Linked DNA regions of Homo sapiens: region 2 is linked to region 1. Evidence: chromatin loops called from intact Hi-C (ENCODE). Cell type or tissue: Caco-2. All regions are shown on one strand.

Region 1 (8,000 bases):
CCATACACATATGTACGTGTATAAGAGTTTTGTTGTGCACAAAAGGGGATTCTTAGTAGCACTATTGGGGATGCTGATAAATGTTCAACTAGATGATAACCACATAAAGAGAACAAATTGTATCCTCTATATATGAACTACCTTGCAATTAGAGGAAGCCTTTTCTTATTTATGGTTCAAAAGGAATATTCCCCCTACCCAAAACAAAGCCTGTAAAACTCATTATATAATCACAGCTATTTTTACAGAACTTGAAAAAATTTGAATTGGAATATCATATATGAGAAATTAACTCAGCACCGATTCTTATTATTCACAGGTAACCCACCTTTTTGACAATGGAGCCACTGTCTTCTTTGCTGTTTTCATGGCAGTCTGGGGTAAGTGTTCTATAACCATAAAACTTGAGTTTTCCTCATATGCCCTATGATATATTCCTTTAGAAGTTTCACTTTGGATGTGAAAGAAAGAAGCTTGAGTAAATGGAATTAGCTTTCCTATTAGTAGAAAGTTGGTAAATAATTTATTGGGTTTATTTTAAACGATATTGTAGAAGAGAGACATGTCTGATTTCTCTTAAACCTTCAACAATGTCATTAGCACTCTGTTATTAGAGTAGAATTTACTTTCTGTTGGACACAGAAATAAAGCTTATGGTACAACTTTAGTTTAGGTCAGGGGAGAACTGAAACACCATCTCAGTATATATAGGACTTTCTATTGTAAGTGGCTAATGTGTGAGTACCCACCTTTAGCTTTCTTCTAGCTCTGTACAAAATTACCCCTAAAAACAAGGTCTATTCACAGGACTGATTTGAGCTTTTTGATATAATTTCAAGCTAACAGCCCCATCACACAAGGTGTGATGGAAACAGTCAAATATTTGGAAGTAACAGGACTTGATTGAAATCTCAACTCCCTTTACACACTAGGCTGTGTGATTTTTGGCAAGTTATTTAACCTACCTCTTTGTAAAATGGGTTAATATATAATAGTCAAATAATTATAAAGCTTCAATTTAATGATATAGAAAAACATCTCACAAATTCATGGAAAGCAGTTAATGGCAGTTACCTTTGGAAAGGAAGATTCATGGAAGAGTAAGTGAACAACGAGGAGAGACAAACTTTATGCTATATATTTTTAGTCTGGTTTGAATTTTTTACAATTATACTTTTCTCCTATAACTTTAATTGCCAAAATCTGAATTTTGATGTAACAAAATTCTACTACCTTTAGACTTAGGCTCATCTTGTTCATTATGTCTGCTATGAATATTGGAATCTTCCCCATCTTTCAGGCCCCAGCTGAAATGTCATCTGCTCCAGCCAAAAGATGTCTTTCTCCTTTGAATTTCCATGGCATTTTGTTCTTAGGGCACTTAAAATTATTTTCACAGATAACTTGTCTTGCCTAGTAGATTTATGGTCCTTGAGGACCATTATGATTATCAGAGATCTCATATTTTTTTTTTTTTTGAGATAGATGGAATCAGTAAGTTTCTGTTGGATGGATGGGTGGGTCAATGGATAGATAGGTGGATGGATGGATGGATGGATGGATGGAAGGAAAGAAGGAAAAAGAGAAGAAGAAAGAAAAAGAAATTACCAAAAGTATTTATTTATGATACAGTGAATGTATTTAAGAGGTCTTTTTTGATAAGTGGAAACATAAAACCTTGTTCACTTGAGGGAGCTTGTTCTTGATATATTGTGTCTTTTGTACCTAGAGACTGTCAAAGGAAAATTGTCCCACCCATCACAGCTCTGTTGAAGGGACATGTTTTGAACCCCATGACTCCAGTCCCTCTCAGCCAGTAAGCATTTGAACCAAGATCAGTCAAACCACAGGTTGGTGAGTGGCCTGGGAAAAGGCCTGAGGTTCTGCCCAGACAAGGACTGGTAGGGCCACCCAGATTCTTATTCTCCAGAATGTGGACTAGAAAATGTAAAGGGAAATAGGGAGTTAGCAGCAGGAATGGACACTGAAAAATACAGAGGGCAGGAGGGAGGGAGAAAAAGAAAGATTAAAATTGACCATTGGGTAGAAGTAGGGACCAGGAGGAATTAGGAGGCTGAAGTTATGAGAATCAGAACCTAGAAATAGATAGAAGCAAAGAACTAGTGGAAAAATTAGAGGGCGAAAAAGCCAACTGGGAGAAAATGTAAGACAACCAGAGGGAAGCAAAGAGAGAATATAGCCAAGTCATGTTACTAGTGGAGTGTCAGGATGAAGACCCAGACTCTCTTGTGGCTGAGGCCTCTCTCAAGCTTCGGGCTTCCATATCCTGTCTCTGAACAGGCCATGTATTTTTTCCTGTAGGATTCCTGCCTCCCTTGGTGGACCTTGTGAAAAGCTTTCACTGTTCATGCTACCCTTAATGCTTCTCTGTCCCTTGCAAACAAACTAACCCTAACAGAATTTTGATTACAGGCCTGAGCTCTCAGATAAAGAATGCGTATATAGTTTTACTAGAATCTATTAGTATCATACACCGTGATTCGGATAAGCCATATAATGCTTAAGCTTTGCCATGGTCACAAATGAGGGGACTCTGGAAATATATTCATTTCCTAAACCAGTATTATAAATACTAAATGTATTCTGTAAACCTTAATGTATATAGTATTCTGTAAACGTAAATACTAAATGTATATTGTAAACCTAAATGTATTCATTTCCTAAACTTTTCAGGTCATAGCACACATAAAAATGAAAATATTTACACAGCAGCTGCTGTACATGGAGGAGCCTCCTCATGGCCATGGATAGGGCTGTCCCAAACACCCCAGCCTCAGAAGCCACAAGGGTTGAAAGGGGCATTATTGTTATTCCTGGCATAGGCATTTGGAAGTTCTGCCTTGGGCTGCTAATTTACTGTGCAATGAGTTAATGCTTCTATATAAGAGTGGTATCCTGGTGGTATCCTGGAAGAATTAAAACACAAAACTTCCTTACCCACTTCAATATTTCACCAATTTCAAATATACTTTGAATTAAATAATGGTTTCTTCTCACAGTTTACCTCCTGAGACTACATAGAAGTAAATTTTTGTATGATGACATTTGTTCATAAGGCAGAGGTTATTACTCTCCCCCACTACCTCCATTATAAAATGGATTGCATACCCTCTTTGCAAGTTGTGTTTTATGTTATAGATGACAAATAGGTTTTGTTTTATCCCCTTGCCAACCTCAGCTGATTGGTGCTGGCTGCCTGGAGCATGGAGTTGAGAAGTTTCTGAGGTTGAAAGTGGGTGGATTGGAGATTTAACAGCCCTTGTGGTTTGGAGTATACTTTGTAAGACTCTGATGGATGTTTTATAATAAACTTTGGGCACAGAGGAACATTTTAGGGCCATTCCAGGCAAGACATGCCTGGAATAATTCACCCTCTGAATTGCTTTGTCTTAGATGACAACTTATTGCTTAAATCCCACATTATTCCCAGAAATGTGCTAGTTTGAGAAAAAGAATGAGTTGCCCCAAGTGTTTCTTTGTAGATAGAGATAATGCCTTTTGCAGAAATCTGAAAGAGTCAACAATATTAACAGTTATATTAATAGCATTCATTTCCGAGGGATTACTATGTACTAAATGCAGTCCTAAGCATTGCCCATGTATCATCTCATTTAATCTCTCCAGCAAGCTTTTAAAAAGGTACTGTTCTTATCCTCATATGACAGATAAGGAAACTGCAGCAGTAGCTAGAAAGTGGCAAAGCCAAGAGTTAAACTGGGCAGTGTGAGCTCCTCTGCTCTACTGCTAGAATCAGGTATTGTTTGTTACCATTTCCTTCTGTTTTAGAGACCTGAACCTTAAAATAAAGGACTGCTATGCCTGTCCTGAGCCTCATTTATCCTGCTTTGAGACAGTAATGTTCTATAAAAATGTGTCAGTTCTAATGGAGCTCAGTTTAATGGTCTCAGGATCATCTCTTATGATCGACAAGTTACAGCATTAAAGAAAACAAATGCACTCTATTTTCAGGAAATTGCTAGATATGGAGCTGATGAGAACAGATGTAAGTGGTTTACAAGACTTCTGAAGGGCTGGGCTTGACGTGTTCATTTTGTTACCTTTGCTTTGTGTGTTCACCGGAAAAAAATAATAAGGCTCCATCTGTAACCAGTTTGTAGCAACTGGGAGGGCCTTGGCATTGGGTTAGGAATCCTGACAGAACTCTACTACCTTTGTTCAGGTCACGTCTGTGTGAGTGCAGGGCTCCCTCGGGATCCCTGAGGTATGCTGTGAGCCTGGGTCTCGGCTGGAATTACAGTGTGGCTCATTCCTCAATGCTCATTTTTGTTCAGAAAGGTCCAAGGGTCAGAATGATTATGGACTAAATAACTCCTCTCCCGAGGGAAAAAATGAGTCATCAGGGAACTAGATGTTGGCAGAGACCTGTCGGGGAAACAGATTATTTCCCTCTGTTCTGTTTCTGGTTTGGTTTGTTTTTTTTCTCTCTCTCCCCCTTGTTTTTCATTTTTTACTTCTAGGATTGCCAAAAGTTAAGTTATCCCCAGTAAACACACCAAGCAAGATCCACAAAGCTCTTTAATCAAAATGACAAGATGGTAATTATTTAGTGTGATCCTGTTAGTAATTGGTGAATGAAGTATGTCTCATTTAAAAAAATAAATTTTGCAAGAATCAGCCTTTTGTTTCTAGATATTTATGCTAACTTTATATTTTATAGTCTTATCTACATGTTCCACAAAAAAATGGTAATTGTATGTTGAAAAAGGTACACATTTACTAAAGGCCTACCATGTTTGTATGCACATTCACATAGGATACCTCATCAATTTCTCATCACCCATTAGAAAGAAATTACTAACCTCATTTTATAGATGAGGATACTGAGGCTCAGAGAGGTTATGCAACTTGCCCAGGATTCCAGTAGCTGATAAGGTGTGGAGCCTAAACTTTAAACCAGATCTGGTCTGTTTCACTCCAGAGTCATTCCAAAGTGTGTCCACCATGTTGTGCATCTTCTGTGAAGTGTGTCAATTAAGATCTCATTAACTCATACACAAAAATGAGTTAGATGTGATCTCTGCTTTCAAAAATCTCAGTATATTAAAGAAGCGTTGATAATTATAATACAGGGCAAGTCCAATTTACAATAGGCCAATGAGGGTTTATGTAGTCAACTTCCTGAGGCAAAAGGAAAAGCAGAAAAGGTTCACCCAAGAAGAGATATTGGAAAGAAGTCTTAGCTTTGCCAGGCAGAGTAGTGGGGTTGGAAGGAGACATAGATAACATTCTTAGGTGACAAGAGTATTTGTAAAGCTCTGAAAAGGAAGAATTGGCTGTTCAGAGTGATAGGGAGGTTGAGTGTGTATTAGTTTCCTAGGACTGCTGTAACATAGTACTACAAACTGGGTAGCTTAAAACAATAGTTTATTGCATAACAGTTCTGGAGGCTCAAAGTCCAAAATCAAGGTGTCAGTGGGATTCTGAGGGCTGTGAGGGAAGGATCTGTTCCATGCCAGTCTCCTGGATTCTGGTGATGGCTGATGGTCCTTGGCCTTCCTTGGTTTGTAGATGCATCACTCCTATCTCTGCCTCTGTCTTCACCTGGCATTTGCCCCGTGTCTCTGTGTCTTCACATGGCTATCTTCTTCTCAAGACGGTGGTCATATTGGATTAAGGGCCCAGCCTACTCCAGTTATGACCCCATCTTAACTAATTACATGTGCACTGACCCTACTTCCAAATAAGGTCACATTGTGAGGTACTGGGACCTTTTTTGAGGGGACACAGTTCAACCCATAGCAGAGTACCTGTTGAAGGCTGAGAGCTACTTATCACAGACCACTTGAGCTACAACAGAACATGGCTTCACGCTGTAAGCAACAGAAAGCCAACTGGAGTTATAATCCGGGAAGGGACATCATCAATTGTATTTGGGAAATAACTCTGGCAACAGTGCAGGGAGAGGTGAAAGTGGAGGCCAACTGGTGGCAGGCAGGCCCCTTAGAAGGCATTCTAGTACTCAGTCAAAATATTACGCAGAACTTGGCTTCAGAAAAGATCCAATTTCCAGAATAAAAACCACACGTGTAAAATGTTTTCCTAGCTTTAGTTATTTATAATATGCAAAATTTGTGAACAACGTAAATGTCCAACAATAGAAGAACGGTTTGGTAAATTATAAGCAGCTATTATAAATTGCTCTTTCAAAGCATGTTGATAATACAAAGCTTGTATTTAAATTTTTTTAAAGTAGGGTATAAAGTATACAAGTAAAACACGATTTTGAGTATATTAAATGTAAATGAAAACAGAAAGAAATGATGCCATAATATTAATGGTGGTTTGCTTTATGTGGTGGGATTGTGGGAAGATTTTTTTCAACTTTAAGTATAATTTATGTGCAATAAAATCCAGCAACTTTAAGTGAACAATTCAACAAATTAGGTCAAATATATATAGTCATGGAAGCATCACCATAATGATGATATATAAGAGAACTTTTTTTCTTTTTTTTGAGACGGAGTCTCGCTCTGTCCCCCAGGCTGGAGTGCAGTGGCACAATCTCGGCTCATTGCAAGCTCCGCCTCCCGGCTTCACGCCATTCTCCTGCGTCAGCCTCTCGAGTAGCTGGGATTACAGGCGCCCGCCACCACGCCCAGCTAATTTTTTTGTATTTTTAGTAGAGACGGGGTTTCACTGTGTTAGCCAGAATGGTCTGGATCTTCTGACCTTGTGATCCGCCCGCCTTGGCCTCCCAAAGTGTGGGAGCCACCGTGCCCGGCCTAAGAGAACATTTTTATCCTCTCAAAAGTTTCCTCATGCCTCTGCAGTCAGTCCCTTGGCAACCTGAAACCTGCTTTTTACCACTGTAGTTTCAGCTGTTCTAGAATTTCATGCAGATTAAATTATTCAATATATAGCATTTTGTGTCTGGCTACTTTCACTTCAGTTAATGCTGTTGAGATTCATTTATGCTGTTGCCTGTGTCAGTAGCTGGTTTCTTTTTAGTACAGAGTAGTATTCCAGAGCCTGGCTATGTCATAATTTGTTCGTCTACTTACCAGTTAATGAATATTTGGGTTCAGTATGGTTTTTAACTACTATAAATAAACCTAGAAACTATTGGCTCTTCTAGTTTTTTGTTTTTGTAAATTTTCATAAAAGCCTTTGTAGCCATTCATCTTGGATGAATAATTAAAAGTGGCATTGCTGGATCATGTGATAAGTGAATGCCTAACTTAGTAAGAAATTGTTTCCCAAAGTGGCCATATCGTTTTGTAGTCAATATCAGCATGATATGAGAATTCCAGGTGTTCCACATTCTCACAAGCACTTGGAATTGTCAGTCTTTATAATTTTAGTCATTTTAGTGGGTATATGGTATTATCCCATTGCAGTTTTAATTTGCATTTCCCTAATGAGTAGCGATGTTGAACATCTTTTCATGAGCTTATTTGCAATCTGCACATCTTACTTGGTGAAGTGTTTGCTCAGATCATTTGTCCATTTGTTATTGGGTTGTCTGTCTTATTTTTAAGTTAAAAGAGTACTTTTATATATTCTAGGTAGAAATGCTTCATCTTACAGGTGTTTGCAAATTTTTTTCCCTGTCTGAGTCTTGCATTTTTATTTTTTAATGGTGCCTTTTGAAAACCAAGAGTTTTTTCTTTTTATATAGTCTAATTTAAATTTTCTTCTGCACTCATTTTTTGTTTTATTTATGAAATCTTTGCCAAACTCAAAGTTTCTAAGATTTTCGTCTATATTGTCTTCTAAAAAGCTTATCGTTTTAGCTCATATGTTTAGGTTTATGACTTATTTCAAGTTGGTTTTTGTATATGGCATAACGTAAGGGGCAGATTTATTTCTTTCCATGTAGATATCCAGTTTTCCTAGTACCATTTGTCAAAAACGCCGTTCTTTTCCTTTTTGAATTTTCTTGGTACATTTTGGTTGAAATCAATGGGCCATATATGTATGGGTCTGTTTTCAGAATTTTTATTATGTTTGATGTGTAT
Region 2 (8,000 bases), 120 kb before region 1:
GCCGCAATAAACATACGTGTGCATGTGTCTTTATAGTAGCATGATTTATAATCCTTTGGGTATATGCTCAGTAATGGGATTGCTGGGTCAAATGGTATTTCTAGTTCTACCTCCTTGAGGAATCACTACACTGTCTTCCACAATTGTTGAACTAATTTACACTCCCACCAACAGTGTAAAAGCATTCCTATTTCTTCACATCCTCTCCAGCATCTGTTGTTTCCTGGCTTTTTAATGATCGCCATTCTAACTTGTGTTAGATGGTATCTCATGGTGGTTTTGATTTGCATTTCTCTGATGGCCAGTGATGATGAGCATTTTTTCATGTGTCTGTTGGCTGTATAAATGTCTTCTTTTGAGAAGTGTCTGTTCATATCCTTTGCCCACTTTTTGATGGGGTTGTTTGTTTTTTTTCTTGTAAATTTATCTGAGTTCTTTGTAGATTCTGGATATTAGCCCTTTGTCAGATGGGTAGATTGTGAAAATTTTGTCCCATTCTGTAGGTTGCTTATTCACTCTGATGGTAGTTTCTTTTGCTGTGCAGAAGCTCTTTAGTTTAATTAGATCCCATTTGTCAATTTTGGCGTTTGTTGCCATTGCTTTTGATGTTTTAGTCATGAAGTCCTTGCCCATGCCTAGGGACATTGCATTTTCTTGTTAACTTTCTTATGAATAATTTTATGCTTTTTAGTTATCCCCATTTATCATTATACCGTCCTCTTGACCTTATGAGATAGTTATTACCTCCACCTTACAGATGGAACAACTGAGGGTGGAAGAAATTAAATGACAGGGGAAGATGATAATAATGGAGACCAGACTGCAATGATGGCTGTTTGTTCCTTCATTTAATTCCTTCATGAATGTGCTCAGTACAGGATTTAAACACATTGAGGTGAAGGATCCTGAAACTGAAGATTAGGCTACTTTTAAAAGAAATGTTTTTAGCAGAGAATATAAGGGGATCAGCTATTTATTCCGGTTGAACAATCCCTTTATATTACATTAATGAATAAAAGAGAAAAAATTTCCACAAGAGAATAAAAATCAGATTATTAGACATTGGAGAGAAAATAACTTTTCATGGAAAGTTATAAAATTATGTAATTACTTCACTTGATTTGAAAGATGATAGGTTGTACAGTGCTCAAAGAGTTCAAATTTTTTTTCAATAAATGATAAAAGTTGGCTTCCATGCAAGTGCTAGAGGTGAACTTAAATTTAAGGAGTGGGGGCTAGAATGAACTTGCATCAGAATGAACTAAAGGTTAGTAAGGTACTATTTTTATAGTAATTTTTATTACCAGATCTTAGTAAAGACGTGTGTATCTGATGTTAACTGTTCTGTAGTTTAGAAGGGTGATCTTTCTATGAACAGGTAGAGGAGTATAAATTTATGAGTACTTAACAGAAGAAAAAGGAAATGTTACTTGACTTTAAAATGCAAATCCAGCCCTTTATAAGTTTATGCATTTTCTATTGCTTTGGAACTAATTTATTTTCTTGTTGCAAACAAGTTTTGTGCTAATTAGATTTGAGAAGCTGCCCACACAGGCTGGGTCATTTCTGGAAGGAAAGATTTTGGGCCATTCAGTCTCTATTTAGGTTCCAAATATGATCGAAATTTTTAGCCAGTTCATGGAAATCTCCAAGCATAAAAATAGGTAGCTTGGTACTTTAAGGGACTGTAGCTTAGATTATCGTTTCTGGAAAGCTTTGCGAGACCATCGTTAAGTGTGTAAAGAATATGGAGTTCTGCGACTGGCCCCAGTGTGTGATGTTCCCCTCCCTGTGTCCATATGTTCTCATTGTTCAACTCCCACTTATAAGTGAGAACATGCGGTGTTTGGTTTTCTGTTCTTGTGTTAGTTTGCTGAAAATGATGGTTTCCAGTGTCATCCATGTCCTGTCGGGGGGTGGGGGGCTAGAGGAGGGATAGCATTAGGAGAAATACCTAATGTAGATGACGGGTTGATAGGTGCAGCAAACCACCATGGCACGTGTATACCTATGTAACAAACCTGCACGTTCTGCACATGTACCCCAGAACTTAAAGTATAATTAAAAAAAAAAGAATACAGAATTCTGAACATCAGTATAATTCCTCTCCTTTTTGTTAAGATTAACAAGATGATGGAAAATTTTCACTTTTTTCTTCAAATGTTGTGACTATTTATATATAGTATATATATATATATGTATGCATGTATATATGTGTGTATACATACATATACATACATACATATATATACATACATATATATACACACACACATATATATATATATGAGACCTTCAAGATCAAGCTAGAAGTGCATATGTGCATGCTTACATGTGTGTATTTCAAACATTTCTTGAGTGTCTGGGGTAGGCTGGCCATGATGGTGTTTTCCCAAAGTATCTCTTTTCAATCTTAACCCTAAGTAATAATAGATAAGATTTTCTCCATTTTAAAGGTGAAAAAACTGAATATAGCTCCCCAAGGATATATGGTTACTATGTGATAGAGTCAATATTTAATTGTATGTTCATCCTTGTTCTGCTAAATACTAAATTAAATAAAAATGATTAGGAAAAATGAACTACTTTGCATTTTTAAAGTTGTATTATATTTTCACATCTTGATGCAAGAATTTTGCCACCATGCTTCTACATTGTGAAATACATTTACAGTATTTTATCTTTTAGTGTGCATACCCTAAGTATATCCTCATCTCTTCTAAAGATGTCTCAGAGTGGCTGGCCATACTCAAGTGCTTTTTCAGATCCTCCATATTAGATGTACAGCTTATAAAAAAGAAAAGAGTTATTTTAACCATCCATCCATCTTGCCTGTCATGTGTCAGGTACTGTGCTAGGCATAATACCTTAAGGCAGTGGTGAATGTTTGGTACAAAGTCTAATTCAGGAAAAATGAAAACGTTTTCAGATCACGTCTTGTTTTGGTGTTCAACAGGAAAACAACTTGATTGCTTTTTAGGAACAGGCATTTACATGTGAAAGTATAACAAGGGTGTGTTTGTGTGTGTGTGTGTGTGTGTGTGTGTTTGTTTCTTTTCGTTGATGTTATTTGTCCCTTCCTCTCTATTCTCACCCTTCACTCTCCATTCCAAGATGGTAGTCAGGTACCTTGAACTCCTTTGTTTCAGCAGAGTTTTGTGTTAACTAAAGTTCCTGCCTTTTTTTTCTGAAAGCCTGAGCTTCCAAGACTGATGCTTGTATGGAAGAAGAAATTGCAAGAGAGATGCCCTGTAGAGGGAGCCAGGCTTCTGGTAGGGGGAATGGAAAGGGAGGGAATGGCTATGTTGCATGCCTGGGAGACTGCAGGGGAGCCACCTGAACTGTCAGTCACACAGAGAGTTCCTGGCCTGAGAAAGGAACTTAGGAGTCTCTGGGAAGGGGGCAGTCTCATCTTCCTGTTTCTTTGTTTTATCTCCAGTGCCTTGAACAGAGCATGGAGTGTGGTAGGTGCTTACTAATATTTGTTAGTGATTGAGTGAACGTGTGGAATCACTGGAGACTTGAAAGGTGGGCAGCTCAGTAGTAACCAGTGTGTCTTGGACACCTGACTGCTCTTTCTAAATGTTCTGCTCTTTACAAAACTCCTAGGACCTTTGCACAGTTCTGGATACATGAGGCAGGAAAGTGGGAGTGTCAGCAATAACTGAAATTAAATTGTCCACGAAGCCGGTGGAATGGGAACTTGCAGATAGATTTAGTTTGATGCAATGATAACAACATTACAGTGCAATTCCTACTCTTGAGTTCATCTAGTAAGATTCAAACCCTCCATCCATAGTTTAAGGAGTGGAGTGCCTACTCAAATCTTATGTACAGTAGCACCTATTAAAACAAAAATAAACAAACAAAAAGAAAAACACTGCTTTTTTAATCACCAAAGTTTTCAAATCCGAACATTTTAAGAGGTAAGCATTTTAAAATATTTCCTTCTGAAACTTGATTGAGAATCATGTCTTAAAGCTCTGCAGTCCATGAATCAGGTGTATGTGTGTGTGTATGTATGTGAGCATTTATTACATTAGCTGGCTACTGTGAAGCATGTCATTCAAAGGTTATACTGTACTTTTTCATTCTCACTTTAAATTATTTTCAATGTCCAGCCCTTTTTAGAGACCATTCATCCCCCTACCATTTGTTGCCCACCCCTCTTGTTTTGCTCCTAGTTTTTCCTTTCATGATTCCCAGCATATCTGGATATATACTGTAGGGACACTCTTGAATGGCATCCATACCCTGAAACACATGATTGTGTTGTATTCCATCAGGTTCTGATGAAGGAAAGAGGGCACAAGATAGTGTTTGCAGTGAGATCTGAGGAGTTAAAAGGATTGTGGGATCATTGTTATCCTGCAGTCTGTTTGTGCTTGCACGTGTGTCTACATAATCATATAGCTGTGCCTACATTAGGGGTGGTGTATACTTTTGTGGCTGAGGAGACTGAGTCATTTCTCAGTGACACCGAGTGAGTCACTTTGAATCTAATTCTTTAGCCCTGATTTCCAATTTTATTTTTAACCTGCATGGTCATGCCATTTCAGAGGAGCAGATGGCAGGGTATGGGGTATGGGGGTGAGCGGGGCCGGGGGGGCTGGCATATATTGAGCAGATAATCTTGTCTGGCAATTTTGTGGCTGACCTTTTACCTATGTTATTTTATTTAGTCTTTAACTCTCTTTGCCTTAATTTCCACATCTGTAAAAGGAAAATAGTAATAGTACATCTATGTAAAGCCTTTAACATAGTGCCTGGTACACAGTCAGGGGTGTATAAGTGTTGACTGCCACCTTTGTCTTTATTCCTCAATCATTCATTCTGTCTGGGAAATTGTATTTCCATATTTAGAAGATAAATAAATATTTAGAAAATAAAGAAATTAAAGCTTGAATAAGTTAAATATCCCAATCTAATAGCTAATAAGTGGAAGGGCTGGCATTTGAACTCAGGTCTGTCTGAATCCAGAGCTCATGCTCTTTCCAAAGAAGGTGAAATTGTGGTCAGTAGACTTGGAGGCTCTTTTATGCAGAGCATGAATGACCTCACTTTATGTTATGGAAAGGTCGCCAAGGCTAATGAATGAGCAAAGATTGAATTAGGCACATAGTTCTTCTCTAAATGTCATTCCCAGGGCTGTAAGAAGTGCCATCATCATTATTTGCCTTTTTATAGAAGTAACCAAGGTGTTCACCTTTTTTTTACAATGAAGTAGTAGTAAGAGAAGCTCTTCTTAGCAAATACGCTAAATCAGAAACAAGTTAATGATCTCAACCCCATTGTGGAGTGCTGGGGTTATATACAATACCATCATCTGTGCTGTTTTATAAACATTGCCATTATTGAGCCAGGTGATGACAATGACATCTTTTTTTATTTTAATTTTTAATTTTGGTGGGTACATAGTAGGTGTATATATTTATGGGGTACATGAAATATTTTGATACAGGCATACAATGTTTAGTAATCACATCAGTGTAAATGGGGTATCCACCACCTCAAACATCCATTCTTTCTTTGTGTTACAAACAATCCAATTATACTTTTAGTTTTAAATGTACAATAAGTTATTATTGACTCTAGTTACCCTGTTGTGCTATTAAATACTAGATCTTATTCATTCTATCTAATTATATTTTTGTACCCATTAACCATCCCCACCTCCCTTCCGCTCTACTACTCTTCCCAGCATATGGTAACCACCATTCTACTCTCTATCTCCATTAGTTCAATTGTTTTTAGTTTTTAGTTCCCACAAATAAGAACATGCAAAGTTTGTCTTTCTGTGCCTGGCTCATTTCACTTAACATAATGACCTCCAGTTCCATCCATATTGTTGCAAATGACAGAATCTCATATTTTTATAGCTGAATAGTACTGCATTGTGTATATGTACCACCATTTTCTTTATCTGTTCATCTGTTGATGGACACTTAGGTTCCTTCCAAATCTTGGCTATTGTGAATAGTGCTGCAGTAAACATGAGAGTGCAGATAGCTAGTATACTAATTTCCTTTCTTTGGGGTATATACCCCTAAGCAGAATTGCTGGATCATATGGAAGTTCTATTTTTAATTTTTTCAGGAACCTCCAAACTGTCCTTCATAGTGGTTGTACTGATTTACATTCCCACCAGCAGTGTATGAGGGTTCCCTCTTCTCCACATCCTTGCCAGCAGTTGTTATTGCCTGTCTTTTAGATAAAAGCCATTTTAACTGAGGTGAGCCCTGATTTCCAACTTTATTTTACAATGAAATTATATCTCATTATGAAATCTGAACATTTTACAATGAGATTTCTCATTGTAGTTTTTATTTGCATTTCTCTGATGATCAGTGGTGTTGAGCACCTTTTCATGTGCCTGTTTGCCATTTCTGTGTCTCCTTCTGAGAAATGTCTTATTCAGACATCTTGCCCATTTTTATTTGGATTATTAGATGTTTTTCCTCTAGAGTTGTTTGAGCTCCATATATATTTTGGTTATTAATCCCTTCTCAGATGGATAGTTTGCAAATATTTTCTCCCATTCTGTGGGTTGTCTCTTCACTTTGTTGATTGTTTCCTTTGCTGCGCAGAAGCTTTTTAACTTGATGTGATCCCATTTGTCCATTTTTGCTTTGGTTGCCTGTGCTTGTGAGGTATTACTCAAGAAATCTTTGCCCAGTCCAATGTTCTGGAGAGTTTCTCTAATGTTTCCTTTTAGAAGTTTCTTAGTGTGAGGCCTTAGATTTAAGTCTTTAATCCATTTTGGTTTGATTTTTGTATATGGTGAGAGATAGGGGTCTAGTTTCATTCTTCTGTGTATGGATATCCAGTTTTCCCAGCATCACTTATTGAAGAGACTGTCCTTTCTCCAATGTATGTTCTTGGCACCATTGTCAAAAATGAATTTACTATAGATGTATGGATTTGTTTTTGGGTTCTCTGTTCTGTTCCACTAATCTATGTGTCTGTTTTTATGCCAGTTCCATACAGAAATTAGTTTTAAATGAATATTTTTTTTAAATCTCATGACTTTTTGTTTGTTTGCAAAGGCATATTTTAAATCTCAATAACTTTCTGTGGCAGAAGGAAGGTTCCTGCTGTCATATCTGTAATAACTAGAACCGCAGGTTCTTTAGGGAGATGTCAACACAACCATTTAATTGTTGCCAGAACACACTAGCAGAAGTTTCTAAACTTTTGTAAAAGCAGTAAAATGTATTTTTCCCCAATATATGATCAACATATAACTTCAATATACAAAACAGAAACTGAGTTGTTTGGTATAGGTAGGGGTAGAAGGTGAGCCTTGCCCGCTCAGTTGTCTCTTTGTCTGCTCCATGGCCCCTGAAACTCCTCAAAAGGGCTGTAGGGTTCCAGAGAACAGAGATTGAAAACTGCTGGCCTATTAGAAGGGAGTAAAATCGGCTAAGGAAGCATTATGTCCTTTCTAATTGCTTTATTTATTTATTTTGAGTTTTTAAACTTAAACCTCCTTTTTTCTTATTGGTAAACCAGGCAGCCTTTGCCTTAGGGATGCTGTCAAGATACATTTGAAGAATAATGAGCATCTAGAGAGTCTTGGGCTTGCTCGTGTCATATACATGCTAAATAGTGTTTAGTTCTTAAAATCCCAGCCTAAGGTGTTCAAAGCTGTATTGTGTCTTTGTATTTCCGTGAATTTTTAAGACAATAATGGATCTATTTGTTAAATTTTAGAAAGTTGTCAGAGCTGTCAGACTACAGATGTAAAGTCTAGCTTTATTCAGATAAATGTTGAAATGGCAACAAGATAATTGCTTGGTGGTTAAATGACTTCCATTCTTGAAAGCCAAACATGATTTAAGAACAGTAAAATGCTTCCCACAAAAACAAAAGCCAGCTAGAAATGGTATGGATTTGGGGTCTGAATTGAATGAAAATTCATCTTTGTCACTTACTAGCTGCATGGCCACACTTAGCATTTCTGAACCTGGCTTCTTTATAATAATACTTGTCTCATAGGT

The links. Peaks named below come from ENCODE experiments on the same cell type or tissue, not always from the same donor. Only the 100,000 strongest peaks of a DNase experiment are listed, where the experiment ranks them.
Region 2: a loop joins it to region 1, with 2.1 times the contacts of the local background. A loop is called at or near these places in 1 of 110 quality-filtered maps.

Annotation. Positions count from the first base shown.
Region 1 is chr12:101,048,022-101,056,021 of GRCh38, forward strand. ANO4 (anoctamin 4) reads left to right here. Exons shown (of 28, transcript NM_001286615.2): 14 at 320-380. Among named protein-coding and RNA genes, the nearest start is that of SLC5A8, 160 kb to the right of the region's middle. In Caco-2, no CTCF peak of the experiment used is centred here; a DNase peak (open chromatin) is centred at 4,240.
Region 2 is chr12:100,923,583-100,931,582 of GRCh38, forward strand. The region is part of intron 3 of ANO4 (anoctamin 4); the gene reads left to right. Among named protein-coding and RNA genes, the nearest start is that of ANO4, 130 kb to the left of the region's middle. In Caco-2, a CTCF peak has its summit at 3,269 (motif pointing right); a DNase peak (open chromatin) is centred at 3,279.